3 separate regions of the Homo sapiens genome follow, and all the other regions are linked to region 1. Evidence: chromatin loops called from intact Hi-C (ENCODE). Cell type or tissue: mammary epithelial cell. All regions are shown on one strand.

The links. A loop is a pair of places that touch in the nucleus more often than their neighbours do. Peaks named below come from ENCODE experiments on the same cell type or tissue, not always from the same donor. Only the 100,000 strongest peaks of a DNase experiment are listed, where the experiment ranks them.
Region 2: it touches region 1 in a loop (9-fold over the local background); 8 of 110 quality-filtered maps call a loop at or near these places.
Region 3: it touches region 1 in a loop (2.2-fold over the local background); 17 of 110 quality-filtered maps call a loop at or near these places.

The regions. Positions count from the first base shown.
Region 1 is chr2:62,452,220-62,460,219 of GRCh38, reverse strand. The region is part of intron 4 of LOC105374764 (a long non-coding RNA gene); the gene reads right to left. It also overlaps a transcript of TMEM17 not described here. Among named protein-coding and RNA genes, the nearest start is that of TMEM17, 50 kb to the left of the region's middle. RefSeq lists a silencer at 2,832-3,391. In mammary epithelial cell, a CTCF peak has its summit at 3,106 (motif pointing left); DNase peaks (open chromatin) are centred at 2,899, 3,119, 3,389 and 6,979; H3K4me3 peaks cover 820 bases; H3K27ac peaks cover 1,265 bases.
Region 2 is chr2:63,185,973-63,193,972 of GRCh38, reverse strand. The region is part of intron 14 of WDPCP (WD repeat containing planar cell polarity effector); the gene reads left to right. Among named protein-coding and RNA genes, the nearest start is that of OTX1, 140 kb to the right of the region's middle. RefSeq lists an enhancer at 7,892-8,000. In mammary epithelial cell, a CTCF peak has its summit at 4,847 (motif pointing right); no DNase peak of the experiment used is centred here.
Region 3 is chr2:62,502,190-62,510,189 of GRCh38, reverse strand. It overlaps TMEM17 (transmembrane protein 17), which reads left to right and starts at 3,995. Exons shown (of 4, transcript NM_198276.3): 1 at 3,995-4,160; 2 at 7,396-7,499; 3 at 7,640-7,753. The coding sequence starts at 4,061. It also overlaps the pseudogene RPL37P13. RefSeq lists silencers at 3,815-4,084, 4,295-4,464, 4,802-5,096 and an enhancer at 7,909-8,000. In mammary epithelial cell, no CTCF peak of the experiment used is centred here; DNase peaks (open chromatin) are centred at 4,099 and 4,239; H3K4me3 peaks cover 1,376 bases; H3K27ac peaks cover 2,700 bases.

The DNA.
Region 1 (8,000 bases):
TGGTTTGTTGTGAGGATTAAATAAGGTCACAGCAGCGCTGGTAGATGCTTTTCCTGAGACCAGAGTACACAGTACCTTGGCCTGATTAATTATATGTAACTATCTACAGGCTGATGTAGAAGACAGAGGCACTATTCAGTTACTCACAGTAACAGGCATGAGCCCCACTCTCCCCTATTTTCATCATGTTCTGGTTTTATGAAACGTTTACCTTACTTTGCTTGCATAAGGAAAACCATTTCATCAGGACCTGAGAAAAATCTAGTATTCAAAAATGATTATGAGTGGGGCACGGTGGTGCCCACCTGCAGTCCCAACTACTTGGAGGCCAAGGTGGGAGGATCAGCTGAGTCCAGGAGTTAGAGGCTACAGTGTGCTATGATCACACCTGTGAACAGCAACCATACTCCAGCCTGGGCAACATAGCAAGTCCCCATCTCTATTTTTACAGAATAAATATAAATTCATTTAAAATGATCATAGCAAAACAATATTTCAAAACAATATACAATGGCATTTGGGTTGATTGTATGCATTCTCTTTTTCTCTCAGGTTAGGAGCTTATGCAGACTACATGAAAATTAAGTATTACAGTTTGTTTGTAAAATAAGTTAGTGTGTAAAATAAGTTAGTTTGTAGTGATTAAAAGCATTAGCCCTGGTTAAGCTTCTTGTAAAATCCCTTGTTGTGACAGCCGGGAAAGTGAGTTAATGAAAATTCTGATGCTCTATCAAATCAGTTGGTCAAGAAACTTGGTCAGGAGGTCAGAAACATGGGCCCTGCCCGAGCAGCAAGTCACCATGACCCAGGCCAACCTGAGGACAAAGGCCTCAACTATTCCTTGAACCATGCTGATAATCAGGACATTCCGAAGAAACAAGTGATGTGGATTTCAGTGACGTAAGTAAGGGGCCCCTGAGGGTCACAACAAGGCCTGCCTCTTTGCAGCTGCAGCTGCTGCCCTCAAGAGCTGAGTCAAGGTGGAAGGCAGACCCCTCAACTACAGAAATGCTGCCTGATATTCATGAAAACCACCTCTGACTCCCAATACCTGTGGCATTCTCCCTGTCATATCTGAAATGTCTCCCTCCAGGGAACAATTATCCAACTATCTTACAATTTTCAGTCAGAAATTCTACAAGCAAGGAAACCACATGACCCAAAAATTATACTCCTGGATATTTATCCAAGAGAAGTGAAAACATATGTCCATATGAAGTCGTACACAAATGTTCCTAGCAGCTTTATTCATAATAGATTGTGAATCTGCCTTAAAGACTGAGGCCAAGTTTACTTCAAAACCAGAATTTAGTTTCTCCTCAAACTGTCTGCAGAGTTCCATCTTGGCATCACGAGGGACTCTTTTGATTAGAGAGGACAAACACATCCAAGACAGCTTTGGACCAGCTGTCACGCTCACAGATGTCTGGGAACCCCAGAGCATTGCCTCGCCCTGAGTTGCTACAGACACGGGCACGCTGTCCAGGAGTAGCAAGAACCTCACCAGAAGGCCCAACTTATCCTGGGTTCTCTCCTTTAAACATTTTCTGGCCTTACCATCAAAATCCAAGCATTCACGGTCTGAATCGCCAGAGCCAGGTTGCAGAGTGCAATGAGTCCCATTCAGCAGCACCCCATGCGTTACCACAATGCTTCGAGATGGGTCACGCTCTGCCCATTTTGCAGATGGGGAAATCAGTCCCTACAGAGGTGAAGTGACTTTCCCAAAGCCTCATGGCTGGTGGATCTTGGGCTGACATTGAACCCACGTGGTCTGGCTCCTACAGTAACTGAGGGCGTGCACTTACACGTGGAATGAACTGCTGAGAATGATCTAGGAGCTGGAGCCAAGGGGAGCAGAAGGGTCTGGTCCTGTGAGGACATGCGCTGTAGATAGGTCTGTCAGCTGGGCCAGGCTGCATTTCCTGTCGTGCTCCATCAAGAGCAGGCTTGCCTCACGGACACACCTATGCCCATCAGCTGGACTTGACACCTTCCTGGGATCCGCCCAGACTAAGAGATGGGATTTTAAAAGGCTTGAGTTCTAACCTTGGCCCTTTACAAGAATTTGCTGAGTGATTCCTCACAACACCCTCTGCAGTAAGTGCTGTTAGCTTCCCCATCTGCAGTAAGTGTCATTAGCCTCCGCATTTAACAAGGGGAGGAAACAGGTAGAAAGGAGCGAAGTGTTCCCCCATCTTCTGCCACCCAGCTAGTAGCAAAGTCAGATCTAACACCCGGGTCTTTTTCTGACCCCAGATCTGGGCTCTAATCTCTGATTTCTCTGAGGCTAGAGACATAAGCCATGAGGAAAACGTTGGTGCAACAAATGAAGGTCTTAGCTCCCTTGCAGTGGAATAGCCGTTCCTGGGTTCAGCGGCAAAGCAGTGAGGGTAGCTGAGGCTGCTGGAGGCAACCGCTCAGGCCAGGCCACAGATAAAAGTGAGAGCGCACCCAGTTAAACTAAGGCCTTAATTACAGGCTTCGTTTAGAGCCTAGCAGCAAAAGCTTGCTGCAGCCCCACAGGTGCTGGACGCTGAGGAGTTCCCACCAGCCTGGCTCAGCCCTCTGCACCCAGGCAGCCCACCCCACCCCCACCTTCCGAAGGTAGAACCACGAGGACTTCCGAATCAGATGCACTTTGGAATGTGAGATGCTCGGTAAGAAGCTCATTCCAAATCTAGAAGTTCACTGGTATCGGGATGTCCTTCTCAGAGCTTTCGGTGCACAAAGAAACGGACATCTCTGCCCCTGAGGCCGCTATTCCTCACCATGCTACCAACCCAGGCTCAGCTCTCCCTCCGGGGCCTTCCCGCCGCACCCAGCCCTTCCTCCAGGTCCGCGACGGGGAGGAAACCCGGCCAGCCTCCCAGCCCGCAACCGTCCACTCCTGGCTGCCACACCCAAGGCAGTCTCTGCCTTCTCTAGAGCGAGAGCGCAGCGGGCCAGGGGAGAAGTGGAAAGACACAAAAGGCTGCGGGGCTGGGACGGCGAAGCAGCAGCCCGCACGGCAGGGGGCTTGGCAGCGGCGCCCGGGGTCGCCGATCCCCGGCTCTCGGCCAGCCCAGCCCAGCGACCCTTTCCGCGGGGGATGCTGGCCCCTGCTGGCCGCGCGAGAGATCGCAGGGTGGCTATCGCCTCGGGAGAGCAGAGAGGCCCGGGACCGGGAAGCGGTGCCCGCCCCGGGAAAGGGGCTGAGCTCTCAGGGCAGCAGCAGCACCCGGCCCCCGCGTGGAGGTGGTTAGCCTGGAGGGGAGCTGGGAGAAGGCAAGGACGGGAGGACCTGGGCGCGAGGCCCCAAGTTCTGGTCCTGTCCCCGCCGCCACCCTGGTAACAGTGCTAGCTGCCTCAGCACCTCCAGGCTCACACGTGCTATCAAACGCCTCATATCATAGTTTCTAGAAAGGAGATGAGTCAGAAGAAAGAGGTGAGAGGTCTCTAGCATGACTGGCTCTGGTCTCCCTCCAGGGCCTACCTCCAGAAGACTTCCTTCAGCCTGATGTCTTCCTCAAGACCAGCCAACCCCGAACCATGAGCTGATGGGGCCACGTGCATTTCACAGGTTACTGACTGGGTGGGCTGAATGATGGCCCCCAAAGACAGCCAGGTCCTAACCCCTGGAACCTGTGAATATTACCCTACATGGCAAAACGGACTTTGCTGGTGTGACTGAAAGCCCTTGAGTGGGGAGATTATCCCGGATTATTCAGATGGATCTTAAATGTAATCACAAGGGTCCTTCTAAAAGAGAGGCAGAGGAAGATTTTACTACAGAAGACAAACAAAGCCATATGACAAAGGAAGCAGACAGAGAGAGAGATTTGGAAATGCTATGCTGCTGGCTTTGAAGATGGGTAAGAGGCCAAGAGCCAAAGAATGCAAACACTGCAGCTCTGGATGCTAGAAAGGGCAAGGAAATGTAGAGCCCCTGCAGGCTCTGCTTACCCCTTAATTTTGGCCCAGTGAAACTGATTTCAGATTTCTGATCTGCAGAACTGAAAGAGAATAAATGTGTGTTGCTTTCAGCCACCAAGTTTGTGGCAATTTGTTACAGCAGCCACAGGACGCTAATACATGACCCTTTACTCTCTGACTCTTGTACTCAGCACTTGGGATCAAACAGTGAACCCGATAAACCTCTACACCTCCCAGGGAAATTGACCATCTCTCTGTCTCTGGATTTTAAAAAGGAACAGCCACGTAGACATTTTATCAAAGATATATGAATGGTCAATAAACACATGAAAAGAAAATGCACAAAATCATTAGCATTAGGGCAATGAAAATTAAAACCACAATGAGATACCACTTCATACTCACTAGGATGGCTATAATAAAAGACAATAACAAATGTCAAAAGTGTGGAAGAACTATAATTTTCATATATTGCTGATGAGATTGTAACATGGTACAACTGACTTGGAAAATAGTTTGGTAGTTTGTTTGGTTTTTTGAGACGGAGTCTTGCTCTGTCGGCCAGGCTGGCGTGCAGTGGTGCAATTTCGGCTCACTGCAACCTCTGCCTTTCAGGTTCAAGCAATTCTCCTGCCTCAGCCTCCCGAGTAGCTGGGATTACAGGCACCCACCACCACACCCAGCTAATTTTTGTATTTTTAGTAAAGACGGGTTTTCACAATGTTGGCCAGGCTGGTCTTGAACTCCTGACCTCTGGTGATCCACCCGCCTTGGCCTCCCAAAGTGCTGGGATTACAGGCGTGAGCCACTGTGCCCGGCCAGTTTTTAGAAGTAATTTACCCAAAATAAGCACATACTCCAAATATATGTGCATATAAGAACAGAAGCTATGAATGTTCATAGCTGCATTATTCATAGCTGCCCAAACCTAGAAATAAATGTTCACCATCAGTGAATGAAAATGTGGTATTTGCAGTGGAATATTACTCAGCAATATAAAGGAACAGATTACTGTTATGCTACAATATGGAGGAGTCTCAAGAACATTACACTAAGCAAAAGAAGCAAGACACAGAAGACCACATATTGTATTATTTATATGAAATGTCAAGAGGCAAATCCATAGAGACAGAAAGATTAGTGGTTGCCTGGGACAGGGACAGGGTGGGAATGGGAATGGGAATGCTACAAGTAGGAGTATCTTTGGAGTGATAGCATTTTAAGGTTGGATTGTGATGGTGGCACAACTCAAAATGAATTTTATGATATGCAAATTGGACCTTCAATAAAGCTGGGTCTCGGCTGGGCACAGTGGCTCACGCCTGTAATCCCAGCACTTTGGAAGGCCAAGGCGGGCAAATCACTAGGTCAGGAGATCGAGACCATCCTGGGCTAACACAGTGAAACCCTGTCTCCATTAAAAATACAAAAAAGTTATCCAGGCGTGGTGGCAGGTGCCTGTAGTCCCAGCTACTCAGGAGGCTGAGGCAGGAGAATGGCGTGAACCCAGGAGGCGGAGCTTGCAGTGAGCTGAGATCGTGCCACTGCACTCCAGCCTGGGCGACAGAGTGAGACTCCATCTCAAAATAAATAAATAAATACATACATAAATAAATAAAGCTGGGTTTTTTGTTTTATTAAAGGCAAATCTAGGATATAGGATAATAAAACCTCAAACCTCACAGGAGTATTTGCATTTTAAGAGCGGGACCTTAAAGATTTCAAAACCTACAGTATGATGGAAAGCCTGGTGACAGACCACACCTGGGGACTATGGCCCAGCACTTCTCTGGATCATCCCAGTGGGCAGCCCTACCATCCTGTACCGCAGCTATATTGTGCCACCTTTTACATTCTGGGGAGCAGTGGGAACAGAGCTGCACACTGTTTGCCTCATACCTTTACCAGGGCTCAACATGGAAGCCAGTACATGCTTCATGCAGCCACGATTCACACAAAAGCACCCCATGCCTGATGCCTCTGCTTTCCACGAGGGAGGCATGGAATCTGCTCCTCCCACCCCCAGAGCTGGGTCTGTGGAGACACTGCATTCCCCTCCTCTCAGTAGGGTCCTGCACCTCATCCCATCCAGCTCTCCCCAGCTCCACTCTGCCGACTAGGCTGCTCTCCAGGGAGGTTAAGATGTGGGAGCTGGGCCAGGAGGCTGCTGCAGCAAGATCAGAGCTGCCAATCCCATTTAGCTCTGCATCTCTCAAAACGCTAAGGCCAGCTTACAGGCACCCCTCATCCTGAAGCTTTCCTTTAAGTAAAAGAGTTCCTTCTAGAAAACAGGCCCATGCCTGGCACTGCAGAGAATGTGGCCCTGCTTCCAGAAACTCAGGACCCACCCTGCCTAACTCAAAGTTTTTCTTCTTGATCTACTTTACAAATTTCTCCCACTCTTACCTCCATGAGATGCAAGCACAGGCAAGTATCTATTCTCTCATGGCATGTGAATTCCCCCACCCTTTAGCTCAGTCTAATAAAAGCAAGCAAACCGTGGGTGAGAACCATATTTAAGACCTCTAGCATCCTCTCCAATGGTCTCCCCTGCAAAATGACAAGTGTAGGCCTAAAACAGAGGAATGGGAATAGCCCCACTTTTAAGAGTAAAGGAGTCAAACATTGCTGGTAGATTTTAAAAAGGTCTACAGAGGTTTTTGTTTATTTTTTTAAACTACACATAAAAGGTTTTCTTTTATTTAGGGTGAAGCTGTCAGGCTCTAATAGCAGCCTGGCATAGACAGTGGCCAAAACAGGAACAGAAGACAGGATCTTGTAATACAAAATAAATACAAACTTGTAATCCAATAAAATACAACTGAGGGTGAAGGAAAAAGGAGGAGGAGGTCTCACCCCGCACCCAGCCTAAAAGGAGAAGAAAGTGCTGAGGCCAAGTAAGTTTTCTAAAACATGTTAACAGTTCCTTGTGTGTCCATCACTAAACTCATTCATTAACTTTCCAAGTTGGTGCCGTGTGCCTCCTGCTCCCCTGGACACCTCCTGCAGACCACACTCATCACTGGAGTATCTGAGTCACCAGAGATCTACCTCAGCCCATTGTTGGGACTACAGGCTGGGTCTTGATGCAGAACATACAGCATACAGGCCTTCTCCCAGGGAAAGAGTCAGGAGCCCAGCATAATTTACATCACAGACAACAAGGATGATGCACAGGATGGGACTCAAGCTGCTTCTTCCTAAGTTCGCAGAGAATCTATGTGACTTGATGGCACCTCCAACAGGAGACAAGGTGGTCCTCTCTCCCACCCTGCTTTATGGACAGACATCAGGGAGGCAGCAGGCCTCTGATTGCTCCCTCCACACCTGTGGTTCCTAACTCTGATGAACCTTCTTGCCCTGAGCACCATCTGGAACCTTGGCATGCAGCTTAGGTTGGCAGGAGATGAAGGGAGGGAGCTTACAGAAGTTCCTCAAGTCAGCCGGGCATACTGACTCATGCCTGGAATCCCAGCACTTTGGGAGGCCCAGGCAGGTGGATCACCTGACGTCAGGGGTTCCAGACCAGCCTGGCCAACATGGCGAAACCCCATCTCTACTAAAAATACAAAAAATTAGCCAGGTGTGGTGGTGCGCACCTGTAGTCCCAGCTACTCAGAAGGCTGAGGCAGGAGAATCACTTGAACCCAGGAGGCGGAGGTTGCAGTGAGCTGAGGTCTTGCCACTGCACTCCAGCCTGGGCAACAGAGCGAGACGCTGTCTCAGAGAGAGAAAAAAAAGAAATTCCTCAGGTCAAAAGTAGGTGCTGTAAGTGGGAACTCCAGTGATGCTGTGTTCTGACCCAGAGAATTTGCCTTCCTCACGTACGTTCTAGTTACGAGTCACACAAGACCAATGCTAACATATGCAAGATTGCAGTAAGCACAGCAACTCCAATCAGCAGGCCCAGGTAGTTAAAGGATAATCCAACTCCTGAAACACAAAGGAATTTTTTTTTTAAAGGGAACTAAGTAACACGCCCCTTCCTAATGGGCCCTCAAAAGCACCTTCAGAGATTTATGCTCTTATACCCATCCCTAGCATATTGTCAGGCACATCATAGGTAAGTATTTTTTGAGAAAATA
Region 2 (8,000 bases), 730 kb before region 1:
TCTTACCAGTAAGTAGAAGTCATTAAATAAATCAGCAAGCTCATGTTATCAAGGATCATGACCAGTATCATTCTTCCATTAACTCAAAATTTCGCAAAAAGCCACCTTCACGTACATATAAACTTTTTTCCTTATGAATAAACCTGGGTTGTAAAAGTTACATATGACTGCTCTATTTTGATAAAATTAATTTTACCCAACAATGCAAATTTTTAATGTTTACTTTTTTAAAAAAAATCACTTAGCTTATATATAAAATATCAAATTACTAGCCTAGGCAACATAGTTAGACCCCATATCTACAAAAGTAATTTAAAAATTAGCCAGGCATGGTGGTTCGTGCTTGTACTTCCAACTACCCAGGAGGCTGAGCTAGGGAGGATTGCTTAAACCTAGCAGTTAGAGGTTGCAGTGAGCTGTGATCATGCCACTGCACTCCAGCCTGGAAAACACAGCAAGGCCTTGTTTCTAAATAAATAAATAATGTCATATGAACAGATAAAGGCATAAAATGCAAATGTTCAGTTACTTTTAAACATTTTTGTTAACATATGTTGGTTTGCTCTCTTGATCTATTTTCCACAACTTCTAATTATTTATATAAGAAACTTGGCTGTAATTCTAGTAGAATATAAAATGCAACTGAGTTCAATAGAGATTCATTCATATGTAACTATCTTCTAAAGACAAAGCTTTTTTTGGAAAAAAATAAAAAACACCTAAAATGTAAAGCTTATTAAAGGATTATGTTTGGGGGTTCCGTAAATTGTTTCCAAGATCAGTATGGAAAATTCTTGTAAACAGTTCAGTTCTTACTCAGCCTGTGTCCTTTTAACTTAAAAGGCTTTGTAGTATAATTGCTGTGTAAATATCAGAATTTTCCATATATTGTGCAATGTACATAAAGAAGTCACCAAATGGCTTATCTTGTACTTATCAACTAGTTTATTTTTATGCCTCCAAAAAGCTGTATTTTTTTACAAGAGCAGCTGCTACTTTGTAAATATTTTAATGGTTTCTGTTAAGTAGAGCTGTCAGTTTAACAAACAATATTATAAAAGATTTTCATTCTTCCATGTGATTGAACATCTTGAAAAGTGTTTTACCTTGAAAATCCTTTGGAGATTTTAGACTGGAAAGGATATCTCCTTTGAAGGCACAAAGCCAACAAAAGAATAGATAGGTTTAAAAAATAATGTATAAGATCACCAGAGAAACAGTGCCATTTATTTCAGAAGACAAATGTATAACAGCAATAAGTTCTCTTAGCTCACTTCTCTTCTTTTGACTTCAGCAGTTTGTTGAAATGGAAGAGCACTGGCTTTGTGCCAGACATTTCAGGTATGAACCTTGATTCTTCTGCCACTTAATAGATATTGGTTTAGAGCAAGCCAATTAACCTCTTTGACCCTCAGTTTCTGTATCTGCAAATGGGGTAATGATACCTACCTTAAAGGGTCATTATGAGAATTAGAGATAATATATGCAAATGGGCTAACTGAATAAAGGTGGCAATTATTATTCTATCCTACCTACCTAGCAACCAGGAGTCTCCCAATCATTCTTTAGTCTTTGTCCTTTACATTTTTTTTCACCCAGCTTATCTCTTCTTTCTTTTTTGTCTACTTCATGGAATTGAAAGTAAGAAATATTTTAGAGATGATCTAATTTAGCACTTTTGTTGAACAAATGAGGAAATAGAAGCTCAGAGAGATTAAATGACTTGTCTAAGATCACAGATAGTTAAACACAGAGATCAGAACCCTGGTCTCCTGAGTTTTTCACTGTTTTCATTCTTGCTGTGAAATGGAATTTGATAAGGTAATTCTAGCCTGGATCTAAAGGAACATGTTAAGATAGGATAGCAAAAAAACAGTGAAAGAGACAAGAAAAGGAAAAAATTTAAAGGGGGGTAAGGAGAGCTTTTCCTTTTGTTCTGCATCAAGGCTGAGCAAATTTTTTAAAGGGCCAGATAGTAACTAGTTTAGGCTTCTCAAGTCATATGGCCTCTATCTCAACTACTCAACTCCGACACTATAGTACAAAAGCAGCCTTAGACAATATGTAAACAAACAAGCATGGCTATGCTCCAATAAAACTTTATTTGGACACTGAAATTTGAATTTCATATAATTTTCACATCTAAAAATATATCTTTCTTGTATTTTTTCAACCATTTGAAAATATAAAAACCATTCTTAGATTGTGGGCCATAAAAAAAACAGATGTAGGGCTGCATTTGGCCCATGTGATCTATAGTTTGATGCCTTTAGAAGTATAAGCCTGATAAGTAGAACAGATATTCAGCCTTGATGTCATAGAAATAATAGAGTTTAATGGGGACTGGGATGAAGTGGAGTGTGCCTGCCCCACTAAAGTGGGCAGTAGCCATTCTGATTAAGGAGACTGTGGCTCTTAGGAATTGGAGGCCAAATACTGCAAAATCTGAGTTTTCAAAAAGCCTGAACACTGGATTTTTATGCTAAATCCCTCCATTTTTTTATGAATTAGGGTAGCTTCCATTGCACAAAACAGAATGAAAGGTCACCTAAATGTCCCAATTTTTTCTTTTTTTTCTTTTGAGATGGAGTCTGGCTCTGTCACCCAGGCTGGAGTGCAGTGGTGCAATCTCAGCTCACTGCAAGCTCCGCCTCCCGGGTTCACGCCATTCTCCTGCCTCAGCCTCCCAAGTAGCTGGGACTACAGGGGCCCGCCACCACGCCTGGCTAATATTTGTAATTTTTAGTAGACACAGGGTTTCACCGTGTTATCCAGGACGGTCTCGATCTCCTGACCTTGTGATCCGCCTGCCTCAGCCTCCCAAAGTGCTGGGATTACAGGCGTGAGCCACCATGCCCAGCCCTAAATGTCCCAATTTTTAAGTGTTGGTAAATAATTCAAAATAGTTGTTAAATACTGTAGATCAAACATCTATAAACTGAATTTGGCACATGGACTCCCAGTCTAAAATCTGTGTTCTAGGAAGACAAAGCAAAATTCTAGGTAATTCATGCTTCCGAGCAATAATTCAAATTTACCCAATTCAGGATCTTTCAGACCAAACACTTAACCTTTCCATAAACTGAACACAAAGGTGATTATAAAGTAATAGGTCATTCAGGCTATAATCACTCCCTATCCCATCCTGTACCCCACCCCCACCAAAATTCTGCTTCTTTGTAGTTCATTAGTTTAAGACATTAAGCTTTGTTTAGTAGGTGGTACCAAAGTACTAGTCACATCTAGAACCTTTCCTGGAATTGAGTACACTCAGTATTATATTTCAAAAATATAATCACATATTATAGCTGTAATCTAAGACTATCAGATTTAAAATAGTTAATATAAATTTTTTTTCTAACTCTTGGTGTCCTTTCTAAAAGTTATAACCATATTAAGTTGCTGCCACTATGGATCTTACTTTCATTTTATATTGAGGAAAACACAATTTAAACATATTTACAAATATAAAGGACCCAAAATATGTCCTTTAGCATCTTCTAAAAACTTTTCTCCTCTACTTTTTTTTTTTTTTTTTTTGAGACAAGGTCTCACCCTGTCACCCAGGCTGGAGTGCAGTGGCATGATCACGGCTCACTGCAGCCCTCAACCTCCCCAGGTCAGGTGCTCCTCCCATTCAGCCTCCCAAGTAGCTGGGAGTACATGTGTCTGCCACCATGCTTGGCTAGTTTTTGTATTTCTTTTTTTTAAGAGATGGGGTTTTGCCATGTTGCCCAAGCTGGTCTTGAACTGCTTGGCTCAAGCAATCCGCCCGCCTCAGCCTCCCAAACTGCTGGGATTATGGGCGTGAGCCACAGCACCCGGCCTCTTCTCTACTTCTATGTTGTCACTATTTGTTTATTTTTTTCTGCCCCCTCTCCCCACCCTGTTATCACACTGTAAGCTCATTAAGGATGGGATTATGTCTGCTTCATCTTTATATCCCCCAATCAGTAAAGATATCTGCACAAAATAGACCTTCAATAAATGTTTGCTTTTAAGAATGAACAATGAAACCTAATTTTCACATTTGAAAATGAAACCATCTAAGAACTCCATTTACTGGTAGAGATACATTTTCATTTTATCTTACTGAATAGCAAAGAGTACAATTGATCCATGTAGTGATATTCTGGAAAATAAGTATGTTAATAGAAGGACCTACTACACTTTTCATCCTTAAAATAGTACTAGCATATCCAAGCAGAATGTATTACAGAAAGTTTTGGGAGGAGACAGTCCATATGCTATATGTATCTTCTAATGGAATATAAAAAGAAATTCAATAACAGTAAGGATTGGGAAAAGGACTCAAGGTGAGAATAAGTACAATGTTTTGTCTGTCAAGGAAAAAGCATTTAGTCCTCACCTGCTGCAGTTTTCAAATATATATATCTATGTAGATCTATATACACACTGTGGAAATAATATACATAAGTGACATTAGCAAGATGGCAGATTAGGAAGCTCCAGGCCCTCATTTTTCTATGGAGACAAATCACCTGTAACATATACATAAAAATAGCTTTGTGATAAATCTAGAAATTAGTTAATGGACTACAGGACTCAGGCAAGTGCAAAAACAAGAGAATGGATGGTGCCTGAGAGGGTAAGAGAGTTCATTGCATTTTGCTTGCCTGACACCTCCCTTGGAACAGAAGAAATAGAGTGAAACTTAAGTCCAGCATGCTAACTTGTTTGTGGGTTGCAGTGCTTTGCTCAGGGAACTGATGAGAATGACAGTTTGCATAGTTTGGGTACAAGATTAGAGGCCACTGAAAACAGAGGTTAATGCCTTAGCATGTTAGACAGGAGAGACTCTGCGGTTCTGCAGGCAGGCTCTAGGGGGAGCAAGAGATTAAGGGCAGAGGACTACAACAGAAACGGCTCCCGCGAAGACACAGGAAAGAAGACAGTCAGAAGCACCCAGATACACTAAAAGTAAACATACAACCCCAAAGAAAACGCATCCCCAGGAAAAATCTGAGAGGTCTTAGAACCTCTAGCCAGCCTGACTGGTCACAGTTTTCCCCTAAGTAAAAGTAGTTCATAAAGATTGAGAAAGGTGGCTGTTTCTTCAAATGCTCAAATCCCAACAAAAGACGACAAGGCATACAAAGAAACGGGACCATGGCCTGACCAAAGGAACAAAATTAAGCTCCAGAAATTTGCCTTAAAGAAATGCAGATCTGTAAGCTTCCTAAAAAAGAATTTATAATAACTCTCATAAAGATGATCAAGACCTACAAGAGAACACAGAACTGCACAGAAATCAGGAAGACAATGCATGAACAAAATAAGAATATCAACAAAGAGAAACTATTTTCAAAAAATTATAAAGCCAGGCATGATGGCTCAAGCCTCTGATCCTAGCACTTTGGGAGGCTGAGAAGGGAGGATTGCTTGAGCTCAGGAGTTCAAGACTAGCCTGGGCAACATAGCAAGACCCTGTCTCTTGAAAAAAAAACAAAAATAAACTGTGGACCTGAAAAATATAAGTGAACTAAATAATTCACTAGAGGGGTTCAATGGCAGACTTAAGCAAGCAGAAGAATCAGTGTTCTTGAAGTTAGCACATTTGGAATTATTGAGACTGAGGAGAAAAAAGAAAAAAAATGAAGATAAATTAACAGAACCTGAGCAGAATAATATATGTAGTATAGGAGTCTCAAAAGGAGGAAAGAAAGAGAAAGGGACAAAGAGCTTATTTGAACAAACAGTGGCTACAGACTTCCCAAGGCTGATAAAAGAAATGGACCTACAAACTCAAAACTCAATGAACTCCAACTATGATAAACCTGAAGAGACCCATACCAAGACACATTATAATCAAACTGTTATGAGTCAAAGGAAGAATCTTGAAACCAGCCAGAGAAAAACAACTCATCACGTACAAGTGAGCCAACTAAGGTTATCAGCAGATTTCTCAATAGAAACCTTGAAGGCTAAAAAGAAATGGGATGATTAAAGTGCTAAAAGAAAAAAAAATCAACTAAGAATACTGTATCCAGCAAAACTGTCCTTCAGAAATGAAGAAGAAATGAAGACCTTTCCAGATAAACAAAAGCTGTTTAGTCAATGTTACTAGACAATAAATACTAAGGAGAGTTCCTCAAATTAAACAAAGGATGGTAGGCACCAACATAGTAATATGAAATTATAAAGTTCTCCACTAATGATAAACATTTAAATAAATATAGAATCCTATATTGTAATTCTAGTGCATAAATCCACTTTTAATTCTTGTATATACAAGTCTAAATGAGTAAATCACAGACACACACAATTATAAATCTATGTTAATTGGTACACAATATATATAACAGGTAATTTATGACAATAACATAAGGGGGGAAATGGCAGCTGTAAAGGAGAATTTGTGTATGCAATTGAAATTAAGTTATTAGCCTAAAATAGATTTGTTATAACTTTAAGATACTTTCTGCAATTGCAGTGGTAACCACAAAATATCCATACAATGCACACAAAAGGACAAAGAAGGGAGTCAAAGACAGACAGTAACAGAAGAATGAGGGTCCAAAAAGCCACAAGATATACAGGAAACAGGTAACAAAATGGCAACAGAAAATCCTTCCATATCGGTAATTACTTTAAAGTGAGGCAATTAAACCCCTCAGCCAAAAGACATATTGGCTAAATGGATAAAAAAAATAAAAATAGGATCCAGTGATATGCTGCATAGAAGCACTTTAGATCTAACACCACATAAAGGCTGAACTTGAAGGATGAAAAAAGATATGCTATGCAGACAATAACCAAAAGACAGCAGGGATATCTATACTAATATGAGGCAGAATAGACTTTAAGTCAAAAACTGTCACAAGAGACTAAGAAGGATACTATATAATGATTAAAGGGTCAATTCACCAGGATGATATAGTAATTATAAATATTTATGCACTAAATATCAGAGCTCTTAAATATGTGAAGCAAACATTGACAGAATTGAAGGGATAAATACATATCAACACAGTAATAGTAGGAGATTTCAATAGCCCACTTTCAATAATGGATAGGACCACCAGATATAAGATAAGATCAATAAAGAAATAAAGGACTTCTCTTTTTTTTCCCCCAAGGCGGCAGATCAGAGACTCTTTTAGCATGCTTCACCTATTTGGAAGCAAAAAAAAAAAAAAACACACACACACACAAAACAGTGCACAGTCATATAGTGCTCTTTTATTCAAGAAGGAGCACAGAAATTCAAATCCTGGAAAATAAAAGGTGAGAAGGCACCCTGAGTAGCAGCATCTGGCTGAGAACTGTGAGTGAAGTCCCCGATATGGTAGAGGAGCAAATTGTGTACCTCTGTGATCTACCTTTCCTCTGAGAAACCATGCCACCCAGGCCATGGGAAACTACCTCGGCCCTTCTAAGCCCTGGGGCTAACATGGCGAGAGGCCAGGAGACTGAGAAAGAAAAATGCTGGGAAATGCTCCAGTATTTTTCTCAGACCTGGGATCTAACAGGAGGATGCTCTTCTCAATCTTGGCTCACAACAAACTGGGCAGGATTCAGTAACCTGGCAACAGTAGCCATGGGCATTAGAGATTCTTGGGCTGGAGAATGGAGTGCTGGGACTGGAGGTGGGGAAGGGCCCCCACATCCAGAACTGAGTGGTGGTTGTGGAGTGCATTCAAGCCATGGGTTCTGAAATTGGGCTTTCCCCCTTTGTGGAACCAGAGAGGGAGGAGATTTGCTAGAGAGCCATGGTTTTCCCCAAGTGGCAAGATTTGTGGACAGGGATGGCACTGTGATCTAAAGCCAGTCTGCACTGACTTTCCTGAGTGCCCCAGCTCATGCCAGGGTGGGATTCAACTCCATTGGTTCTAAGGAGTGAGAGGGAGGCAGATTCCCACACCAGCTCACCTGGTCTAGGAGCTTTGGCTGCCCTGGTCTTCACATGTGAGGAACCTGGTGCAGCAGCAGTGTTTCTACCCTTTACTGGGCATATCTCCAGGCATTTGGTGACTGCT
Region 3 (8,000 bases), 50 kb before region 1:
ATTTCTAATGTAATTGCCTATAAATATTGGGAGTATCAACTAATAAGATAACATTTGGAAAGTTTTTTTGAGCCCCTTGGACCATTTATGATACATCAATAATGGCAGGACTCATTCCAAACCACATTTTTTTTCCTCTCAAATTATCTTCTCTAATGTTTTTGCATCATCATTGCCTCTTCCTCTCAATTTATTTTTAACAAGATTTTTTTCTAACTAGAAAATGTACGCTCATATAGGAAATTTGAATAATAAAATTAGAAGGAAAAATACCCATAATTCTATCACTTTTTTTCCTCCAGGATTTTGATAACATAATTACAATCTGAAGAAGGTATCTTGCATCTTTTTTCAATGCCAGGGGAAAATATCTTTAAAATAATTCACTTAGGTTTTTGATAAGAATTCACATAGGTTTTTGGTTAACATAATGGAGTGCTTTAATGCTTAACTGCCTCCACTGTCTTTATTAGGAAAGCAACAGAGGTATTACCTAGCAGGTCCAGTTGAATTTACAAAATTAAATACCAGCATTATTTGACTCCACTCTAGGTGTTGTTTCTTCATAAACTTCATTTTAATTGATGTGTAAATGGTAGCTATCATGTATAGAGAGCCTTAATGATATAATATCACATCAACCACAACAGTAAGATATCATTATTTTTACTTTACAAAACGAGTATCTGAAATCAGTCACACAGCTGTTAAGTGGTACATCGAGAATTTTAGGGTATTTGAACCCTGCCCTCTCAGCTTCCAAGGACATTCTTTCTACTGCAGCCCAACACCTTGCCATAAATATCGTAATCTGCTTAATGAGGCCCTGTGGTTGGGCACTTCAAATGCCCATTCCCCTCTTTTCTAAACAATTATCAATAATGTTGGAGAAGCATTTGGTGTATAAAACTTTGTTTCTATGATTATTTTCCTTTAATAGAGCACGCCTTAAGATTTTATCGTGTTAAAGGAGGCAGGAACGTTTTAAAGGCTATTTCTATACATTGCCGATTACTTGTCTCAATGCGGTTGGCCAAATTATAATTCAACAGCTGAGCCTGAGGCCTCCTGCTTCACTGTTCCGTTTATAAAAAATCTCGGTTCATTTGATAAATGAAAAGTGATTCTCTGTTGCTAAGGTTTTTTAAATTGTTATGATTCACTATGTTTTAATACACCAATTCACCATTTTACAAAGTGAACCTTTTAAAGGGCTAGCTAAGTCCTTGAACTAGAAGGGGAAGACAAGAGAGTGGTCATTAGGCTTTTTCTTCCTTTTACTCACTCAACAGTCATCCAGCTCCTACTCATGGCCAGGTACCACACTGTGCTAGTGTTGGGGATATAAAGATGAAAGTCCATTCTTGACCTCTAAGAGCTTGAGGACTAGCAAGAGACACAGACACATAAACAGACAATTTTAGTATAGAGTGACCAGCACTGTGACCAAAGAAACAAGAGGAAGATGCTTTGGGAAACACAGAAGAGAGCACCTAAGCTATTTCAGGAAGGTCCTAGAAGCCTTTTTGGAGATTCTCAGGTCTGAACTCCATCTTGAAATGAAGCAGAAGTTAACCAGCTTTTCCCTGACATCCTCAACCCGAATTAATTGCTTCTTTAATAATTAAAAGACGTGGTCCTTTAATAGAGCACGTCTAATAACAGTGTTTGCACTTACTTGTTTCCATGTCTCTCTTTCACTGAGCTGTGCTTCTTGATGAGGAGGGACCATATCCCTAATTAGCCTAGCACGATATCCAAATAAGCAGTAGGAATGCAATAAACGTTTGTGTAATTATTTTAAAATTCTAGTCATGAACTTATTTCCACCCATATCTTCTTCTTGCATTTATATAAATGTGTAATTTTCCTTTTGATTGTAAAAATAATACTTTTACCACACACCCATCAGAAGGGCTAAAAGGAAAGGATAAGAAATAACAAGTGTTGGTGAAGTATATGGAGTAATGGAAATATTCACACATTGCTGGAGGCAGCAGAAATTGGTTTGATCACTTTGGAAAACTGTAGGCAGCCTCTACTAAAGCTGGGTCTTTCGTATCCTATGACACGGCAATTCCACTCTCGATATACACTCAACAAAAATGCATGCATATGTTCACCAAGAGGCATCTTTTCCCCAAAGCAGCACTATACACAACAGCTCCAAACTAGAAAATACAGACACTCATCAACAGTAGAATGAGTAAGCTTATTGTGGTATGATCACAAAGAGCAAGGCAAAAGAATCTACACTCAATGACATGAAGGAATTTCATGAAAGTAATGTTGAAGACAAAGCCAGTTTTTTAAAAAAGTACTTACAGTATGATTGCTTTTATATAAATATGCAAAACAGAAGCAAGATGACAAAGGGAGTGTCATCATCTAGAAAGTGGTGCGATAAGATGCACAGCTAGTGCTGCCCTGTGACTCTAACTCCTTCAAAAGTCCGCCTGTGGCAAACGCGGCTACCCTCCCAAGCCAAGATAAAGTATAATTGGAGTGCCGAGGCTAAAAAATATACCAGTGGGACTGGTCGAATGAGGCACTTAAAAATTGTGTACAGCAGGTTAAGGCATGGATTTTTTAAAGGAATGCCACCTAAACCCAAGAGGACAGCTGCTGCAGCATCCAGTTCATCTTAAGAATTTCAGGCCAGGTACGGTGGCTCACACCTGTAATCCCAGCACTTTGGGAGGCCAAGGCGGGTGGATCACTTGAGGTCAGGAGTTCGAGACCAGCCTGGCCAACATGGCGAAACCCTGTCTCTACTAAAAATACAATAATTAGCCGAGTGTGGTGGCGGGCACCTGTAATCCCAGCCACTCGGTAGGCTGAGGCAGGAGAATCACTTGAACCCAGGAGGCGGAGGTTGCAGTGAGCCGAGATTGTGCCATTGCACTCCAGCCTGGGTGACAGAGCAAGATTCTGTCTAAAAAAAAAAAAAAAAAAAAAAATTTTAGATTAGTCACACAATAAATGTTCTGATTTAAAAAAAAAAAGGCAAAACTCTCCTTTGCTGTTAGAATTCAGGAAAGGTCAGTTATGAGTGAGGAGTGGGTTTAGTGACTGAAAGGAAATAGGAAGGGGGAGTTTCTGGGAATATTGTAAAGTTTCTTGAACAGGGTGCTGATTACACATACAGATTTCAGTCTATGTATATATATTACACTTATTTCTTAAGTAATATATATTACTTACAAAAGGTGTACAATTTTTCTGTATGTGTATTACACTTAGTTTTTTTTAAGTAATATATCTTGAGAGAAAGCTAGAAAATAAGACGTTTAAAAATTTTTGAATCACCTACAATCCCACTATCCAGTGAAAACGACTGTTAACATTTTGGACTTTTTTCCAGTTCTTTTTTTCAAGCCAGTGTGCACACGCTCTCTCCTCCCCTCCACTCATACACATAAATTTTGCTAAATTAGGTTCATTCTCATTTAGTTTTATTTCTGCTGTATTTTTACATAAAGTTAAACTATACCATTCAATATCCTTTGCAAGCATTTTATAAGCAGCTGAAACATACTCCATTGAATGTATGTGCTCCAGTACATTTAATCAGTTGCCCATTGCTGTTTTCTTATTAAAAAATAATCAGTCACATGATGTCTCTCTCTCTCACACACACCCCTACACCTCTAGACATTCTTTAAGCTCTGCATTCGTTCTCTATTTCTCTCCAGAAAGGTTGTACCGATTTACAGTTCCACTGGCAAATGTGAGGGCTCCTTGTATCGCAGTCCAACCCCAGCTCATTTCTTAGTATAGGTTTGTTTTTAGGATGGTCGAGCTCAAAGCAGAACTAAGGGATCTGCCGTTTTGTACACGGCCGAGGCGCGCGGCTCCCTGGGCCTGGAACGCGCTCTGAGCGCGCCGGTCCCTTCCAGGTTGCGCGGGCTCCGGACGAGACCCAGCCCAGCCGGGCAGCCCCGCGCGCTCCCGGGTCCCGCCGGCCTCGCGCCGCCCGGTTGCCGTGGGAACCACGGAGCCTCGGAGCGCCCGCAGACTAGCCCGTGTCTGAGGGGGTGAGGGATACTGAGGCCCAGGCATGGAGCTGCCGGATCCGGTGCGCCAGCGGCTGGGAAACTTCAGCCGGGCCGTGTTCAGTGATTCCAATCGGACCGGTCCAGAGTCCAATGAGGGTCCGGGTGAGTGACCGAGGCCCGGTGCAGGGGGTGTGGCCTGCCGAGGGCTTGGCGTGGATTTTGGAGCGTCCAGAATTTGCCCGTACCTAAAATGGCGATGTCGCCTTCAGCCAGTTCTCCGCAGTGCGGGAGAGCGCCTTGGAGGAGGGGCCGGGCCGGACAGGGAGCTGAGGCGCTGGCGGCCTCCCGCCCCCGGCCGGGCCTGGTCTCCGCGTGGTGCTCCCTGGCCAGCTTGTTGCAAGCGCGGCAGCTGACGTGGGGCCGATCTCTGTGCCGCGCAAGGCCCATCATTGTCCCGGAGAAACCCCAAAAATAAAAAGATAAAAGCCGCCCTTGCTGCACAGGCTGGTCCCCCGCGCGCCGCGAGAGCGAAGGCCCAAGTTGTTTTGCCTCTGCGGCGCCCGCCCCGGCTTTTCTGTCCAGGATGACGAGGAATAGCCCAAGCAATCCCACCTCCCCCGTCCCCACCCCCACCCCAGGGAACAAATTTGCCTTTTCCCTTTTCCTAGCAGAACAAGTATGTTCCTAAGCAAGGCCATTTTCTCGTAGAAGACATTAAAAAAAAAAGTTAATGAGTCCTTTCAAACCACCATCCACTCCCACTGGCATGTGCCATACTAGCCGGGCGTTCAACAAAACTCACCCCTTCCCTGCCTTCTCCTCCTCCCCTATATGTAACTCTTATCATAAGGTAACAAAATACCATGATGCTTCTGCGTCCTTTAACTTGATGTCAAGTGATAACACAGTTTCCTCCAGAACAGTTTCCTCCTCCTACATCATGATGGTAGACAACACACTGTCAACCAAACCCATGTGGTTTTCATCATTCAACTCTGCTGGGAAATATCAATCTTTTCCTCTGCTTGGTTTTAGAGAATTTTTAAAAGGGACAGAGAAAAGTAAAGGCAGTTCCCAAAGCTGCATTTTGTCACCTTGATCACTTGCCTATTTCCCAAATGTAGGCCTTTATGATTTAGGATGTACAGAGAAAAATGTGAAAAAAATAGGTTTTCACGTTTCTGGTTCCAAGGATGAGGCTTAATGAGCACTAACGTCTGATAATACAAGGTAAAAAGACGTTTTCTGAAAAGGACCAGATAGTAAATATTTTAGACTTTGTAGGCCATATGGTCTCCACGGCAGCCATTGACAATAGTTATTGAATAGGCAGGGCTGTGTTCCAATAAAACTTTATGGACACTGAAATTTGTATTTCATATGGATTTCACGTGTGGAAAAAATATTACTTTTTTAACCATTTAAACGTGAAAAAACATTTTTAGCTCATTGACTGTACAAAAACAGGCAGCTGGCCAGTTGTTTACCTATCCCTGATTTATATTGTATGTTTTAATTTAAATTCCATTTACAGAACTCAACTTGAACTTTTGCAAAATTTAGTAAGTTTATGTCTTACGCTTTTAAGGTTCATTTACATATTAATTTGATTTTCATTTCCATGATTATAAGTTTGATCTGCTGAAATATGGACATAGCATAACCTTTAAGATGTTAACACACAATACTTCTAACATGAAAACCATTCTTTGCAAAATTTGACTACAGTTTCTTCTCAAAGGTACTGAAATGTTCAGCTTGCCCAATTTATTATTCTTTCCCAAATTTTCTTCTTTGTGGATTGGAAGTAGGTTTGATTATTTGTACTGTAATAACAAGTTTATGTCATTACCATGTCCGCAGCTTTGTACTGTTGCTATCGAAAAGATCCTAGGCTGGTGAGTTGTCTTCAGATTTAACAGATTTTAAGAATTCATTCCTTTATCAGTGGTAATTTAATAAACAGTTGCAAGCAAAAGTAGATCATAATAATCAGGCATATTCTTGGAGCTAAAAGAAACTATTTTGCTGTGAGAGACCATGACTATTTCTTATATTTTAAAATAATTAAGTGACAGATAAAAACACTCAGCTATGGAGAAAAGGAGAAAATAATGTTTTTAAGACATTTATTTTAGAGCCTTTAAAATCTTACGTGTACAGCAACTGATTTCAATATATGTGTCTGCTCTTAAGAATTTAGTCAAATTTAGGATGTATTTTGTAGGGCTCAATTTTAAAAATCAAATTCTTAATCTAGGACCCTGCTCTCTTACATAAAAGCAGAAAGTGTTATGGAATCAACCTTAGGTAAATGGAACTCATGTATCACAAATGGCTATGCTAGTAATGTCCTTATGACAGTATACTTTCATTAATTCATTCTTATGTGTATTTGATATTCACTGCGTGGAAAGCAAGATGCTAGATTCTATGAGGGTCTCAAATTAGGGTAGGACATGGTGTGTGCTTGCAATGAGCCTGTAGATAAGTAGAAGAGAAGAAGGAAAGAGGACTAATATTTGTTGAGTGCCTACTAAGTGTGCCAGGCACAGTGCTAGGATGAAATAATTTATATTGGCTCTAATTCTCACAAACAGCCTGTGAGGAAGTTTTAATTTCACTATTTTACAGATGAAGAAATAGAAGCTCAAAGAGTTTAAATAATTCATGTCAAGTCTGACATCCAGGGTCACAGAGGTTTGGGGAGCTCGGATTTGCTTGAACTCTGAAGCCCATGATCTGTTCAGTACACCAGACTGTTTTTTGGGGAGGGGAGTGTGGTTCTTTGCTAGCACTTCTTATTGACAGTTTAGAGTGGTAAGTACCTAAAGGGGAAAGGTATTTCTGCTGAGGTGGGGGAACTGATGAAGGAAGTATTGATGGAAAAGATGACACTGAATTGGACTTTAAAGAATGGCTAAGATTAGGGTATGCTGAAAAGAGAGATGTGTCTAATTATAACCTTGGTAATCCGTTTTTGTATAAGATTAGTTTATCTGTGGGAGATTCATTTTTATTTATTTTATGCATTAATTTTATATGCTATTTACATAGAATTCTACAAAAGAGGCAATGATAATTATCTGTTGAATAGGATTTATGTTGATATTCTACATTAAATCTATACCAGTAGTATATGCCAAAAAGTCAGAAGACTGTAATGGCAAAATGGTAAAATAATTGAAAAATATGAAACGTACCCCCAAATAGCCAATATTTGACCTAACTGGTATTAGGATGAATATTCCTTTTACTGTCAATGATTATAAATAGGCATAAAATTTGGTGTTTTACTGAGCCAATATTATAGTTATTAATTCTAGGGAATAGGATATATATATATAGGGCATAAACCCAAGATTCATCATTTGTTCCTTTTCTGTTCCTTCTGTAGAAAATGAAATGGTCTCCAGTTTGGCACTGCAGATGTCACTTTATTTTAATACCTACTATTTCCCACTGTGGTGGGTGAGCAGCATTATGATGCTTCACATGAAGGTAAATCTAAGCTTTAATACTTTTGCTGCCCTGACGTTGTTAGAGTGTCAATAAAATTCAAGTTCTTAATAATTTTTTCTATCTTAAATCAATGTTACTATACATGAGATTTTACAAACATGTTTTGGCTTTTCTTTTAGTATTCAATCTTACCTGACTACTACAAATTCATTGTGATCACTGTTATCATCCTAATAACCTTAATTGAAGCCATCCGGTTGTATCTGGGCTACGTGGGTAACCTACAGGAGAAGGTAAGCTCTTTTTTCCTTTCTCTCAGTGATAGATATAAATGAAATCAGTTTTCATAACAAGTAAAAGGCAGTGAGGTGTGGCAGAAAGAGCACAGGCCTGAATTTAAAGCCTGACTCCAGCTTTACCACTTCTGTCACTGTGGTCTGTTTGCTTAATCTCTTGAGCCCTGGTTTCCTCATATATAAAATGAGGAAAATAATATTTACTTCACAGGTTTGTTGTGATTAAGTGAAATGATTTATGTAA